Linked DNA regions of Homo sapiens: region 2 is linked to region 1. The links are chromatin loops, found by intact Hi-C in ENCODE. Cell type or tissue: ascending aorta. All regions are shown on one strand. Links, peaks and the distances in the headings refer to the core of each region. The heading gives the core; the rest is flanking DNA.

Region 1 (8,347 bases), core at 202-8,201:
TTTCTTATCTGAACTACATTTTATGACTTTTTAAAAATAGCCCTAGTTAAGGAGATAAAGCTCATTATTAGAAGATAATTTTGCTGCATAAATGTTAAAGGAGTGACAAAATTAGAAATTAATAAACAGGGCTGGGCACGGTGGCTCATGCCTATAATCCCAGCACTTTGGGAAGCCGAGGCAGGCAGATCCCAAGGTTAGGAGTTCGAGACAACCTGGCCAACATGGTGAAACCCCGTCTCTACTAAAAATACAAAAATTAGCTGGGCGTGGTGGCAGGCGCCTGTAATCCCAGCTACTCGGTAGGCTGAGGCAGGAGAATAGCTTGAAATCGGAAGGTGGAGGTTGCAGTGAGCCGACATCGTGCCACTGCACTCCAGCCTGGGTAACAAGAGCAAAACACCAGCTCAAAATAAAAAAAAATTAATAATCAGTATTTCTAACGAAATAGTTGATTCAGGTAACAAACATAAATGTATTCTAAAATGATTAGGAGGAAAGTTAATGGGGAATTGGACATTTACAGGATGACAAAATATCGCTGTATAGATTATACGCTTGTTATAAGTGGTCAAAACCAACTTTCCAATGAAGGATCATGCTGTTGCTGCCACCAAGCCTACTGATCAATTTTAGCATCACGTGTAACAATCAGATATTCTACACTTCCTGATGGAAGGTATTTTGATCTAGTGAGCAAGACCTATAAAGTACTTCTGACAAAAATGTTGACTGCGAATACTCAAAGCTTTAGATCTTATTTCTAATTTATAAGAAAGTGGTGGAAAGAAAAAAAATTAAAGGACATCAAGAGAAAACCACCAGACAGATCCAAAATATGGGACTTCCTACGTGACAACCTATCTGATTGCTTCAGGGAGTCTATGACATAGGGGGGAAGGAAAGGAGAAAAGAAGGCTCTTTAAAAAAATAATAGAAGAAACAGAACAATCAAAGATAATGTGTAAATTCCTATTTGGATCCTGATTCAAATAAATTAACTTTAAAGAAAAAAATCAAAGACTGATTTGAAAACGTATATACAAGTAGCTTAAATAATATCAATAATTTATTGTTAAGTTTAATCACAGCAATATAATAAAAATGTACTTATTAGAGAAACATACTAAAGTATTTAGGAGTGGAATATGCGTTATGTGACTTACTTTACTTCAGAAATAAGTGAACAATGTCTAAATAAAACAAATGTGGCCAAATGTTAATTATTATTAAATTGAGTTAGTAGGTATTTGGGGGTTCATGACACCATTTTTTCTAGTTTTATGTATGTTCCATTCACTTTGCTCCACCTTTGCTGCTGATAATCTGATCTAGGCCACCATCCTGTCTTGCATGAATTAAAAACTTAGCAAGTCTGCCTGTATCCACCTTTGTCCTTGTTCCACCTATTTTCAACATACAAGCAAGGACAATCGTTTTAAAACATTATTTCTCTGCTTAAAATCCTCCTCATCTCCCACTGAGAAAAGCCCATATCCTTCCAGTGGCATGTGTGATCTGGTCCCTCATTAACTGTCTGGTCCCCTGTTACCCCTCTGATTTCCCTTCCAGTCCCCACCTTGCTTGCTCACTCCTAGGGAGCCAGATTAGCCTCCTTATTGATGAATAACACAAGGCCATTGTTGACACATGGCTTTTGCAGCAGCTTCTTCCTCTGCCTGCAAAGGTGTGTATGCCTTGTATATCTTTCTGGGTAGCCACTTCACTTCCTTTAAAGGTTTGCTGAAATACCTTCTCAATGATCATATATTATGGGCTGAATACATGTGTTTCCCCCAAATTAATATGTTGAAGCCCTAATCCCCAGTGTGGCTGTATTTGGAGTAAGAAAGGAATTACAGTTAAATGAGGCCATAGGGTGAGGCCCCGATCTGATGGGATTAGTGACTTATAAGAAGAGACACAGAGAGCTTGTTCTCCATCTCTCTCTCTCTCTTTCTCTCTCTCTGTGTGTGTGTGTGTGTGTGTGCCACTCACTCCTTTCTCCTCCTCCTCCCCCCACCATATTTTCTCTATCTCCATCCATGCACCAAGGAAAGGCCATGTAAGAACACTGCAAGAAGGCAACCATCTGTAAGCCAGAAAGAGAGCCCTCACCTGATACCAAATGGGCAGGAAACTTGATCCTAGATTTCTAGCCTTCTGGACTGTGAGGAAATAAACTTCTATTGTTTAACACACCCCATCTATGATATTTTGTGATGGCAGCCTGAGCAGACTAACACAGCACACTATTTAAAATTGAAAGACACAACTCCCTGCATTTTCTGCCTCCTCCTCCCCCTCCTTCTTCCCTCTGTTCTACTTTTTTCCTCCATAACTTTATCTTATTTTAACATATAAATCACTTATTTATTATTCTTACTATTTATTCTCTGTCCTTTCCTCCAGAATGTAAGCCCCCTTGAGTACAGGGGTTTTTGTTTTATACAAAACTATTCCACGGTCTGAGAGATGTACTGGGCACAGAGTAAATATTAAATAAATATTTGCTAAATTTACTAATGAACAAATATATTGATTTTGAAAAAGATTAAAAATGTTCGTGTTTGAAGATCAGGCATTGAACCAAATAAGAATATAAAAATTATTAAGCACAACTACTAATTATAATTGTAATCAATTTTAAGTTACATAATTTATAATTTTACTGCACAAAGTATTACAGTCAAGTGACAAAATAGGTTACCAATGTGTAAAATAGGCACGTATTAATGCTTCATCTTTTTGTCCTGTATTGGTACTTATGTAATGTTACCAATATAAAAGAGTTCCTGTGGCTATCCTGCATGGTGGATTTGAATAAATACTGAATTTAAAACAGTTATCAGCACTTCATGGTCTGCTAGAATCTCCTGCTAAATTTAAAAAATGAGAAAGCAGCATGTATCACCTAAAGTATTTTAGGTACATTTTTTTATACATTAAAATACGAACGGTTTGATTTATGAATTTTCACATGGTGACTCTAATTGGATATGCTTGGGAAAGGAGGCATGAAGATGAATAAAGAATCCTCTTTATTAGGTAATAATGAATCACTGGGCCTTAGAACTCAGTGGGAAAAAAATGTTCTCATAGACCACACAAAAAATTTTTTTTAGATTAGATTACCATTTCAAAGCACTGGCCAAATGAGGAAATGACATATAATATATTAATAAACAATATGTAATCCTTTGGGCACATGAATTACAAAAGTGTCACTAAGAGAGGACAAAATGTTCCCTGATTATCAAGTACACTTTCTGATTCACTGTTATGCATGGACCCACAGAGCATTAACAGTAGAGAATGATGTCACTTCTCCAAATCCTTTAATAGAAAATGGAATTCTTTTACTTAAAAATATAAACATGTTTCTTTTTGTAGTAGGTGCAAGTCATTTCTGACTAGACTTAAAATCCTGTGACAAATCACATTAAATTGGTCTGTTTACATAATAAATTGTACTACTATAATTTGGCAAATCATAATTCTAAAGCACTAATTTTTCATAAGTATTATCTTCTGACTGAAGTTATCATTATTTAAATTCAGCATATGTATCCAACTTTTTAAGTCTGTTTTTAAGCCTATTCTCTAAGGAGAAACTTGAATTCAATTAGATATAAAGCTCATAGTACAATGCCTGGCTCCTGATAAAGATGCATATAAAATGGAAAGTCTTTTCCTCCTTATTTCTCCCTCTCCTTCTTCTCCTCCTCCCCTTCCTCCTCCTCCTCCTCTTCCTCCTTCTTTATTATTATTATTATTATTATTATTATTATTATTATAAAAATTGAGTTCTTATAACAGGACTAAAGTATAGGGAGTTCATCTTCTCTTTTGGCCCAGTGCTAGTCACCTAGGGTATTCAAACACTGAGCAAATAATTTACTAAAAGTTACTCAATTCCATAAGTCAAGAAATAGAGTTAGATAGGAGGAATAAATGATAAGTGCTTGAGGTGATGGATTTGTTAATTAACTTGATTCAATAATTGCACATGGTATACATATATCATGGCATCACTCTGTTCCCCATAAATATATACGTGTATAATTTGTCAATATTCAATAAAATTTTAAACATATAGATTAAAACACCCCATTGGGATGAACATCATTTTCATCCATACAGACAGGAAAAAATTTAAAGGTAGCTAATAAAGTGTTTGCTAGGGTGTGAGAAAAGTCACATTATTCGGTGTTAAAAAAATAAAAAGAAACCATATCTCTAAACACAAAAGCAACACATGCTTATCTGTGAACACTAACCTCAAAAGCCAAGACAAAGTGTGAGAAAAGAGAGCTGCTAGAAATAATTAAAACTATCAAGAAGAGAAAATGGTACAGCAAAGATAGGTTGTGGGAGCAGAAACATCACCCATAGTAATGAACTGGGGGCTACTTGGGGACTTAGTGATTTGCAGGTAGTGTGTGCAGTGGTTACAAGTACAGCACTGACTGAGGTCACGCTGCCTGGGTCTGAAAGCAGGTTCTGCCACCACCTTTGGGATGGTTAAAAAGCTTGGTCAAGTTAGTAAAAAACACAATGCTTCAAACTTCTTACCTAGAAATTGGCGCTATGTAAATAGGAGGTGTTGTTACAGAGTTGCAGTGAAGATGCATGAGTTTATATGTAAAACCCCTTAAAGACTTGGTACATAAACAATGACAGGTATCTTTATTAACAAACATTTCATATTTATTCATCCATTTTATTCATCTGATTTAATCTCCTAGTTAGCTTCTAAAATGAGTATTAGTATTCTCATTTTAGAAATAAGATTTCAGAACTTAAAAATAATTTTTTAAGTAACTAACCCACAATCTCATAAATTCAATATATACCAAGCCTGCCTGAAATACGTCTGTCTTGACTACAGAGTATGTGAGGTTCACCACCACATTACCACTGTCTCGTTAACAAAATACAATCTTCCTCTGTTCCTCTGGTGACTTTAGGGAAGTAATCCTTTGGATGCAAAAGATACATAGCAACTCCCTATTTCTGAATCTAAGTGAGCACATTGGAACTTTTCATTGTTAGCATAGTAATTAAATGAGAAGTGTTATGACAAAAGAAAACAATCACAGAGTGCCTTTGCCATGGGGTTTAAGATTTCATCATGTTCAGCTTTAATGAGAGCCCTGTAAGGTACAGAAACGGGTGTCTGGTTTTCAAATCACAGGATCCCTCTATAATTAAACCTTGTAATCAAAACATTGCCTACAAGCACTTTCCATAAACTGATGTGCCTAGGGAAGATTTTTTCAAAAAGTTTAAGAGGGTTTTTTGTGAATTTTGATAATAAAAATGCCAATACTCAATCTTGAGTAAAAACGAAATCAAATAAGTTTCAAGTATTTATTTAGGATTAAAATAATGCATACGTTATCTTCCCTGTTTATCCCTACAGGCCAGAAAGGTTTCCCTAAATGCAAACTGCTCTTCCACAGACTCATACTTATCCATCCAGTGAAGTTCTACCTGGCCATCTCTCACTTGTACTTTCATTAGTCCCTTTCACTAAACTTAAACATTTTTAAGATTATCAGTCTATGGTGATTCTTTTGCCCCTAATTTTAAACTCCAAATAATAACGTCTCTGAGAGGCATAATTACCACTACAATGGTCTGTGGAAACAGAGTCGTGCAAAAGCTCTTAAATCCCAAAGTTTCAACAGACAGGCAACTCGGCTTAGTGCTCATTGCCTGTGGTGTGCAAAATACCAGTGAATGAATGCTTATCCCCTGGTGGGTGGATGACCTTGATGGGACCTAGACTTCTCTCTGTAGTCTGGGATTACATGCACACATATGTCTTCAGCAGCTTACCAGGAATGTTTGAGTCCCTAGCCTGCTGCAAATGATTCATATATCCCAACACATGACATATTTGAGAGAAAAAAAGGACTCAATCACCCTTTGTCATCTTCTGATGACACCAGGGGTATTATATGAATGCACTTTATTATTTGCCTGCCTTCATTCTCACAACCATGAAACCATTCTTGCCACTAACCATTGGAGAATTGATCAACTTTGTTTTCTTTTTGAGTTCTTCTAGAGTTTCTTCCCTGGCAATGTTCTTTTACTAAGAACTCTTTTGAATCTGTGGCGAGCTTGTCCAACTCGCAGCTCATGGGCTGCATGTGGCCCAGGACAACTTTGGACGTGGGCCAACAGAAATTTGTAAACTTTCTTAAAACATTAGGATATGGTTTTACAATTTTTTTTGGTTCATCGGCTATTGTTAGTGTTGATGTATTTTATATGTAGTCCAAGACAATTCTTCTTATTCCAATGTGGCCTAGAAAAGCCAATAGATTGGACACCCCTGATCTACAGCGTTCTATCAATGTCAAATGGACCAGGACCACTTCTAGGGGATGTTGTTTGTTTCTTGACCTATGAAAGTGACTCTAATCTCCATAGAACCACGACACTCAATAGTCTGGTAGAAAGCAAATATGACAACAGTAATTGATGGTGTTAAATCCATTAACCAGAGAAATGGCTGGGCTGCTTTGCTAGTCATTGAGGAATTCTGCTCCAGGGGTGCATTCTCATTTCACTACAACTAACGATTACAAACCAAGCAAGTTCCTTTGATTCCACTTGTCACTGTCTTACTCGCTATAAATGACTATCTAAATAGCAGAACTCCATGTGGTCAATCCAGAATAAGCACTGTAGGGCAAAGGCCAATTAACAAAGCTGCTGTATCTCAGGAGAGAGTCCCTGGAAGATCACTCTAAGGAGCAACCTAAAAGACTGTCATCATGTCACTGGTCTACAAAAAATACACTGAACTCTGAGTAATTTGATCATAGACACATAGGACCCTTCCTTGTCACTATCCCTCAGCAGCCCAGTGCCTTTCTATATATTGTGTCCAGTCTACATTTCACCAGTCCCTCCTTCCTTAGTCTTGGCAGGATCCTGTGCTCTGTCCTTCATTACACATCTTTTACTCACTGTAGACTCCTTCTGTTTCCAGAGCACACAAAGATTCATACCTAGATGATTGGGGTGGCAGTGGTTATACTTCCAAAGAAGGAATCAAAAACCTGACTGTGTATTTCTGCTACATTCCAGGATTAATGGTTGTATTCCACCACCTTGACTGTGAGTGGAAAGAAGAAAGAGAAGACCATTGCTGAGGAGCTCTTTGAGATTACTTATAGTGCTGGATGAGGCCATCATTGGGCAGAGAGAAGCCATTTAGCAGAATCTAAGGAATCATGCTCCTGTGCACTGTGGTTCCTGATGCTTGGCGCTCCCCCCCTTTTATAGCTTTTCTTTCTCATTTCCATTACCCTGAATGTCTCAACTTTGCCTCTCAGATAACTGACGGAACATGTTGCCTTCCCATGAATAATCTGTATGAAACCAGTAAGTTGATGAAAGACAACATCATACAATACAGCAAGGCTAGCTCCTTTCAGCACTGCTCCTATAAAATATTATCTCCTAAGACACATGGGTTATCTATCTTGTCTAGGTCTTTTACCTTCCATTGGCAAATGCACCAGGATCACTACTTAGCTGAAGTAATGGCTTATGAATGCTGTAACCTATAGGAAATTATGCTGATGACAAGAAGACATTTATTTTACTGTGGTGGCATCAGAGTGTGATAGACTCACCTATCAAATGAAGAAACACTTGATACAATTTCAAAACCACAAAACTAATCAGCTAGCTTTAAAATGATGAAATTATTGGGTAAAATTAATCAAACCAATGATTTGTATAAAATTAAACAAACATTTTAGCCAAAGAAATTTGTTATTTCTCTACAAACATCTATGTAGCAAACTACATGCCCCCTCTATTTCTTCAAGATGCAAAGTTTCCTTGACTACATGTAGAGGCTGTGGAGGCTGGCTTTTTATACAATTAGTATTTCCATAACCCAATGAGAATTTCTGGCTAAAAATGGTGGGACAATCCGTCTTTCTCCAGTCATAACTCTCACTGAAGTCTATTAGCAGTTCAAGATACACTGAGCAACAGCTCGCCAGGATCTGGGCAACACATGAAGTCTTACATTTTCAAGTGGTGCCCCAGAAATACCCTGTTCATGCAATTCTTTAAGACGAATAAACTGGGGCTTTTGAGGGCCTGGCACAAACAATGTAGAATGTTGTGATCCTCTCAGTGAAATTCTAGAGAAATAATTTCTCCTAAATAAAAATGTTTCTAAAATATTTTATTATAACCTATCCAAAAAAGCTATTAAACTTTAAAAATTTACTAACTATAAAATATTAATATATTTATATATGTTGTTTTACACAAAACTTCAACAACCCCTCAAGGATGATACTCTTAT
Region 2 (8,347 bases), core at 260-8,259, 150 kb before region 1:
CCCCACCCCTATCTCCCTTTGCTGACTCTCTTTTCGAACTCAGCCCGCCTGCACCCAGGTGAAATAAACAGCCATGTTGCTCACACAAAGCCTGTTTGGTGGTCTCTTCACAGGGACGCTCATGAAAGAATTGTCATACCTAAAACAATGGTTAAGAGTTTCTAATGTACATAGACAGAGCTCTTACAAATGGAGATTTCCTTTATAGATGTAAATTGCTTTTACAAACGTCTTTCAAGATAGCTGGTTAAGTGCCAGGTAGGTGTGTTTTAGTTTGATAGATGATCTTTTTAATTCAGCTGCTCTTTCTTAGCTAAAATTACTGAGTTCGGGGTGGAGTACATTAAGGAATAGGACAAAGAAAGCATTCTCTATACCTGAACTCAGTATGGATAGATCTGAAAAAGAAGCAAGCCTACTTTACTGAGTATCTTCTTTTTCTAAAGACATTATCTAGGATAGCTTTCTTTTCACCTTTGGGATGGAATAGTAACGGCCTTAATCAGGGTTCTCTAGAGGGACAGAACTAATAGAATATGTGTGTGTGTGTGTGTGTGTGTGTGTGTGTGTGTGTGTGTGTTTGTGTATGAGAGTTTACTAAGTATTAATTCACATGATCACAAGGTCACACAATAGGCCGTCTGCAAGCTGAGGAGCAAGGAAAGCCAGTTTGAGTCCCCAAAACTGAAGAACTTGTAGTCCAATGTTCAAGGACAAGAAGGGTCCAGCATGGGAGAAAGATGTAGGCTGGGAGGCTAGGCCAGTCTAGTCTTTTCACATTTTTTTTTTTTGTTTGTTTGTTTTTTGTTTTTTGTTTTTTCTGCCTGCTTTATATTCTAGCCATTCTGGCAGCTGATTAGATGGTGCCCACGCAGATTAAGGATGGGTCTGCCTTTCCCAGCTCACTAACTCAAATGTTAATTTTCTTTGGCAACACCCTCACAGACATACCCAGGATCAATCCAATCAAGTTGATACTCAGTATTAACCATCATAGTAACTAAGTGAAAATGTTAGCAGTTTCCATTTTTCTTCTCAATTAGTTGCTTGAGCTTTTTATTTGCCTTAAGCAAAAGTCTTTTCTTGTTTAAAAAATAAATAAAAAAAGACTCCTCCGTGGATGAGACTAATTAGGGGGCCCTCACTTTCAAATGCACTTCTTAAAGTGCAATGTTGTTCACTTGGAATGTTCCACTCTAATTTTAAACTATCTTTAGTAAGATTTTGCCATTTCTATAACCATTTGCTGCTTCTGGGGCCTAATACTTTTCATGTGTAAATGTAGGCATAGCTGGAAGGTAGATTACTCAGTTCTTAAGAAATTAAGGATCCCATTTTTACTCTGAATCTTGGCTTTGACTCTCAGATCTCCTTGATCAACTTAATAATTTTTCCATACCCAAATGCCCAGGAAAAATTGACAAAAATCTCTGTAAATGTATGAAAGCTGAAGTTTGCATCCCCTGTAGTATAACCATTTAATCCTAGTTTCTCTCTGAGCCAGTCAGACACCTAAGACCTCTAACTAGATCCAATTCAGTTAATTAACAGAGCCAATCTGATTCTGGGCCCAGCCGAATTTATGCTGCAACTTCCAACCCAGTTTGGATCAGAAATTTGCTCAAACTCAGAATGCCTCAAAACACAAATCTGTGGGGCTTCAGAATTCAAGGGAGAACTAACCAATAATCCCCAGTTTCAACAAGAAGACAATGGATACAATGGGCCCAGCAGGTACCTTGCTTGGTCACTCAGTGCTCCTGGGGGTCACTGGAAGCTTTTCTTTGGATCCCACTTCTGACATCATCTGTAAACAGAAAAAAACCTTAGACAAATCAAATTTGATAGAGTTCAATTGAACAAAGAATATTTCAGGAATTGAGCAGCCTCCCAAGCAAGAGTAGGCTTAGAGAGACTCCAGCACAGCTGTGTGATGGAAGAAGACTTAGGGGCAGAATAAGGAAAATGACCTACAGAAAATGGAAGTGAGGTACAGGAACAGCCAGATCATGTACAGCTCAGCATTTACCCTATTTGAACATAGTTTTAATAGATGGAACTTGATGATTGCCATAAGAGTAGGTTACAGTGTGTTTACATGTCAATTTAGGTTAGGTTATAGTTCACTGTGTATGGAGAAATCTTTAGGCTGAATTTTAAATATGTAAGGAGGCAGCTTTAGGCTAAACTTAACAACTAGCACAGCTCTACAGTACAAAATATCTACCATGACTACATCAGATTATGACCAACAAATTTCAAAGTATTTGCTGAGAATGTGGTGTGTGTGTGTGTGTGTGTGTGTGCGATGAGGGGATGAGGGACTGAGCAAAGTTCAGTGATAGGCTAACATGCTAACTAACATTAGGGAGTAATATGGTTTGGAATGTGTATTTCCCTACTAAATGGCACTGCTTTTCTAGCCTTATTAATCTTGCAGTCGAAATTGACCACTACCTATTCCTGGAAACTGTCCCAAACTTTCTTTCTTCTTAGATTTTGATTATTCCTGAAATGCCTCTTTCATTCCTCAGAAAAAAATCCCCAACATAAAAGGCCCATTTCAAATAGCTTCTTTTCCAAGGAGGTTTTTCTAATTTTTTTCAGACGTGACGTTATCTATTCCATCATCAAACCCCACTGTGATATTTGTTATTTGTAACCCCTCTTTAGCATTTTTCTTAGCTTGTCTTGTAGTGGACCCATTTGTGTCTTTGTCATTTTAATTTCTCCTATAGTAATTACCTACCAAGTGGGTACTTAATATTACTTAAAAGAAATTTTCTTTCACCTCTCAACTTTATAGAATGGCTGCTGGATTATCTTGGGTCTATCTCAGTTCTCTATAGCTCACTCACAAAGTTCATCTGGGTTGAGAACTCAACACCACACACTTCTAAGAAAGAAAAGAGCTTTAATTATTATTATTATTATTTCTACAAAGAGGAGATAAAGAATGTAAAGATAAAAGTGGTCATCCTTATCTCTTATTCCCTGGTTGTTCTGATCTTATTCTTATCCTCAGGATGAATGTAGAGGTTAATGTAAATATTAACCATATTAATATTAAATACCCAATCCCCCCACCAAATGACTTTACTGTAGATACATATTTCGTTGCTTATTTCATGGGAGAAATTCTAAAGTGTAAAGTGAGTTTTAAATTAGCAAGGTGGGCACAATAATACTACTTCCATATGCCTGAGTCTGTATTAATGGTCCTGCCTATTGCCATTGCCCATCAGAACACAAGCCCCACTTACACTACAGTAGTTCTCCTCTGCCCCTAAGCCATTATATCAGGTACAGGAGATTGTGAGATTAATTACTGTTGTCTCAGCTGTAGCCTATAGAGGAAGATAAAAGGTGATCATCGAAATCAAAACATTTCTTCAGCTTTAGCCCACATTGTGTTCATCTGTGTTGCTAACACAAAGTTTTATCTGAGTTTTAACTTTTATATACCATATATATTCAACAACTAACTTAAACATTATATTAATTTGCTACTTCTACTGCCTCCCCGACACCAAGGATAGAAAACATAATATCTTGAAGGAAAATTATCATACATGAGAACTAATACCTAATTTTTTTCTTCCTTTAAGTTATAGTGATTACAAACACAAATTCAAGAACTATCCCACACAAACACAACGTAGTTCCAAAGAGTTTAATTGCTACCTGTTCCATAAATCTTTGCTTCCTGTGAGTTTTTGTTTATTAGCTGTATTTTTGTAGATAATAGGGTTGTAAGGGTGAGAGGCTGACTGTCTGCTACAAAGAAGGGACCCATAGAAGGTCTAGACCTGGATTTTTGTAACACAACAATCCAGCATCTAATCCTCAGCTTTGAAGATCCAGCTTTTCTGATTTTTTTCTGGGAAACCCAAAGAGACAGTCTCATTTAGCACTAGGTTTTTCAGAATAATTATTACTAGCACTCCATTTTGCTCTCAGAAGTGTCCCAATATAGATAATACATTATGTAGTCAACATATCTATAGGTGATATAGCACTGGAGAATCATTCATATTAACCTGCCTCAGTTCACAAGAAGCTTAGGATTCTTTTCTTTTTGCAATTAACCAAAACACAACTCACTTGAGCTTGAGAAGAAAAAAAAAAGAGAGAGAGAATCAATTACTTCCAAAACAGGACAGATCCAGGTCTCAGTATCTCAGTGTTGATAGAATTCTTACCTCTTCTTACCCTTCTGTCTTCCTCAGTGCTGCTTGTCTCTCCTCTTTTTGATCGTAGCTCTTGTTCTCTCCCACTGCAGTCATTTTCTCTCCTTTGGATGTTCCTCTCCTAGTCTCGATTCCATTCTTATAGCTCTTCATCTAAAAGAAAAACCAGACTCTTTCCCTCAGTGCCTATATCTTACAGGTAGTATCTGAATGACTTGGGTCTGGTGCTCACTTCTTAAGGAGATTATTATGGGAAATGGTAGCATGACTGGCCAGGTCTGGGATATATCCTTGTACCTCCTGGATGTCCACTTACTAGCTGTAGGAAAAGCAAGATGAGTAGGACACTAACACCTCTAATAGAAAACAAGTTAAAAAAAAAGCTAAAAAGGGACACAAATATCAAAATGGGGTTCAATTATAGGGGAGATAACACATCACTTGAGGAAATTAGAAAAATCTTCTTGGAAGAGATGCCAATTGAAATAGATGCTAAAAGTTGAGTGAGATTTGACAGTACGAAAGGAGTCTGAAATAGCACTGAGATAGACATTGACAAGAGGAAGATTGCTCTCCAAAATTTTGACTTAAAATAAGAATCATTTATTTTGTTACTCATCCTGAAAGTCACAGAATTAGGCTGAGCTCAGCCGGGCTGTTCTGGGTTTGACTGGCTGGGCCTCCCCATGTGCCTGTAATCAATTGAACATCAGCTAAGCAGCTCTGTTTCTGGGGTTGGCTGACTTCCAATTGAAGTGACTCAGCTTTTTTCCCCATGGTCTATTACCCTCAGTAGGCTAGTTTGGGCTTGTTCTCATAATAGAGGAAAAAATCTCAAGAGAGAGCAAAAGTCCACAAGACCTTCTGAGAGTTAGGCTCAGACAGGCAAAATGTAATTTCTATCACATTCTATTGGCCAAAACAAGTCACTAGCCCAGCCCAGAGTCAGCAACTGGGGGAAAAGTCTCTACCTCTTGATCATTGTAAAAGGCATTTATACACAGAGGAACAGAAAATTGGGCTGCTTTTGCAATCTACAACAGTGTTTTACCGAAATAAGATAATTAGAGAAGTATTTTGGGTAGACAAAGCTATACTTAACAGCTAACATTTATTGAGTTGTATTTTTTTTCTCTAATTTCATTTTTATCCTGACCTTTATCTTTTGTCAGAATACTTAACTTGCTAAAGTGTCTGACCCGTGTCCAATTGTTCTTCTCACAGGAAACTTATTTACACTGGCAAATGCCCTTGTGACTCTCACCAGACCTGTGAATAGTTTATTCCTACCAAGATAGCCACTCTGTAGGAGAGCCCTGACTGGAAAAGAAGTTAGGTTCGGGTATGTTGGTCGTGTGAGATGCAGAAGAGGCAGCACAACAAAACACATGGTATATTAATCCGTTTTCACACTGCTAATAAAGACATACCAGAGACTGGGTAACTTATACAGGGTAGATGTTTAATGGACTCACAGTTCCACATGGATGGGAGGCCTCACAATTATGATGGAAGGCAAGGAGGAACAAGTCACGCCTTACATGGATGACAGCAGGCAAAGAGAGAGCTTGTGCAGGGAAACTCCCCTTTTTAAAACCATCAGATCTCGTGAGACTTATTCACTATCACGAGAACAGCACAGGAAAGACCCACCCCCAAGATTCAATTACCTCCCACTGGGTCCCTCCCACAACATGTGGGAATTGTGGGAGCTACAATTCAAGATGAAATTTGGGTAGGGACACAGCCAAACTATATCACATGGAATAATAGAAGCAGTTTTATTACTCACATATACCCTAGAGAGAAGAGAGCAGCACATTTTTCAGGACCGACAGGAAGGAGGGAGTCCAGGACACACACTCAACTGTCAAGTGGGGAGCAAGAGAGATAGAGTAAGAGACCTGAGGTCCAAAGACTTTATTGGGGTTCAGGCCATTTCCTAGGTAGATTTCCGGTGGGGAGTTACAACTGGTGGGTTTAAGAGCAAGTGGGCAGTTTGATGCAGTCCTGCAGTGACTGAAAGGTGGTCACTGTGGCCTATCTACAAAGCACATGCCACATGTGGGAGTGGGTAGAGCAAGTAGGTTGAATGTAACTATCTCGTAGGGAAGTAGTCACCAGGAGGCAGTTAATGAGACAGATATCTGAATGAAACACCTTGAAAAACTGGGAAGAGGTGGAGAACTGAAAACTCTGTCAAGGGTGACTAAGCTCTGCCTCTTGTATGAGGAAGTCAAACCTATTAACTCATTGAATATGGAAAGTCAAGCCATTTACATTCAAAATGGATGTTGAAGCAACATACAATTATAAGAATTCATTATATTTGTACTTACTATGTGTCAAGTGCTGTTCTAAGAACTTCACATATATTAACAGATTTTAATTATTGTGATATCCTTTATTTCAGAGAAACAGACTACCTGCATATGAACGTTTAGGCAGGGTTTACTAATAGTAAAGGAAACCTAGCTGGGTCTAAAGTTAGGAATTCCCTGCACCCTGGGCTGTTGCTCCTCATTAGAAGTTAAGCTACCCAGCATAGTCACTGCTTAAGTTCCCAGCTGCCTATGTAGAATGTGACAAATAATAGGATAGTTTTGACTTTCTTCTTTCAATCCAATTGCAATCTACTGAGGCAAATATGATATGATATTATATGTTATAAGATCTCATGTTTACATATGAGAGTAATATGTTTTTATTGGGCCAGAATTATAGCTAAGATTTGAAGATGAAATAGAAGTTAACTGCATATTCCCATACTCTAAAGAAAGCCATTATATTAGTCTGTTCTCACTCGGCTAGGAAGAAATACTTGAGACTGGATAATTGACAAAGGGAAGAGGTTTAATTGACTCATAGTTATGGATTGCTGGGGAGGCCTCAGGAAACTTACAATCATGGCAGAAGGCAAACGAGAAGCAGTCACCTTCTTTACATGGCAGCAAGGCGGAGTGAGTATGTGTAGGGGAAATGCCAGATGCTTATAAAACCATCAGATCTCACAAGAACTCACTCACTATCATGAGAACAGCATGGGAGAAACTACCCCCATGATCCAATTACCTCCACCTGGACCTGTCCTTGACACATAGGGATTATGGGGATTACAATTTGAGATAAGATTTCAGTGGGGACACAGAGTCAAACCATATCATCCCTATACTATCTAAAAATAATAGCACTGGGCCCATTCAATTCAAAGCACCCTTCCTCTTCCATATATCAGATCAACAGAGAAATAAAAGTGTAAGAAATGATGTTTTTGGGAGAGGTTTTTCTATGTCCACCTTCACTCTTGCCCAGCCCAACCCATGTGAAGGAGAGGAGCTTAAAGATAAACTATCAGAAAAATTTAGTAGGGTTAACACTGGATCACCCAGATTCATAATAAATATTACTAGCTCTAAAGAGAGAGATAGACTGGAATATAATTAGAGTGGGGAAACTTCAGTACTTCACTCTCAGCATTAGCATTAGCATCTAGACAGAAAATCAACAAAGAAACATTGGATTTAAACTAAACTTTAGACCAAATGGACCTAACAGATGTTTAGAGAACATTCTATCCAACAACTGAAGAATATACATTCTTTTCTTTGGCGCATGGAGCATTCTCCAGGATAGACCATATGTTAGGCTACAAAATCAGTCTCAACAAATTTAAAAACTTAAAATCATGTCAAGTAACCTCTCAGACTACAATGGAATAAAACCAGAAATTAATACCAAGAGGAACTCTGGAAACTGTACACATACATGAAAATTAAGCAACATGTTTTTGAATGACAATTGGGTCAATAAAGAAATTAAGATGGAAATCAAAAAATTTCTGGAGACAAATAAATATGGAAACACAACATACCAGAACCTGTGTGATACAGTAAAAGAGGTGCTAGGAGGAAAGTTTATAACAATAAATGCCTACATCAAAAAAGCAGAAAGATTACAAACTAACAATCTAACAATGCACCTCAAGGAGTTAGAAACAGAAGATATAACCAGGCCAGGCATGGTGGCTAACACCTGTAATCCTAGCACTTTGGGAGGCCGAGGTGGGCAGATCATGAGGTCAGGAGTTCGAGACCCAGCCTGGCCAACATACTGAAACCCCGTCTCTCCTAAAAATACAAAAAATTAGCTGGGCGTAG

The links. Hi-C counts contacts between places; a loop is a spot of excess contacts. Peaks named below come from ENCODE experiments on the same cell type or tissue, not always from the same donor. Only the 100,000 strongest peaks of a DNase experiment are listed, where the experiment ranks them.
Region 2: a loop joins it to region 1, with 2.6 times the contacts of the local background. A loop is called at or near these places in 4 of 110 quality-filtered maps.

What each region holds. Positions count from the first base shown.
Region 1 is chr12:80,622,796-80,631,142 of GRCh38, reverse strand. The region is part of intron 33 of PTPRQ (protein tyrosine phosphatase receptor type Q); the gene reads right to left. All of the region lies in intron 1 of LOC105369867 (a long non-coding RNA gene), which reads left to right. Among named protein-coding and RNA genes, the nearest start is that of MYF6, 81 kb to the left of the region's middle. In ascending aorta, for the core only: no CTCF peak of the experiment used is centred there; no DNase peak of the experiment used is centred there; H3K27ac peaks cover 1,786 bases.
Region 2 is chr12:80,774,901-80,783,247 of GRCh38, reverse strand. No RefSeq gene overlaps it. Among named protein-coding and RNA genes, the nearest start is that of LINC01490, 16 kb to the right of the region's middle. RefSeq lists enhancers at 4,854-5,083, 4,328-5,527. In ascending aorta, for the core only: no CTCF peak of the experiment used is centred there; a DNase peak (open chromatin) is centred at 4,907; H3K27ac peaks cover 2,159 bases.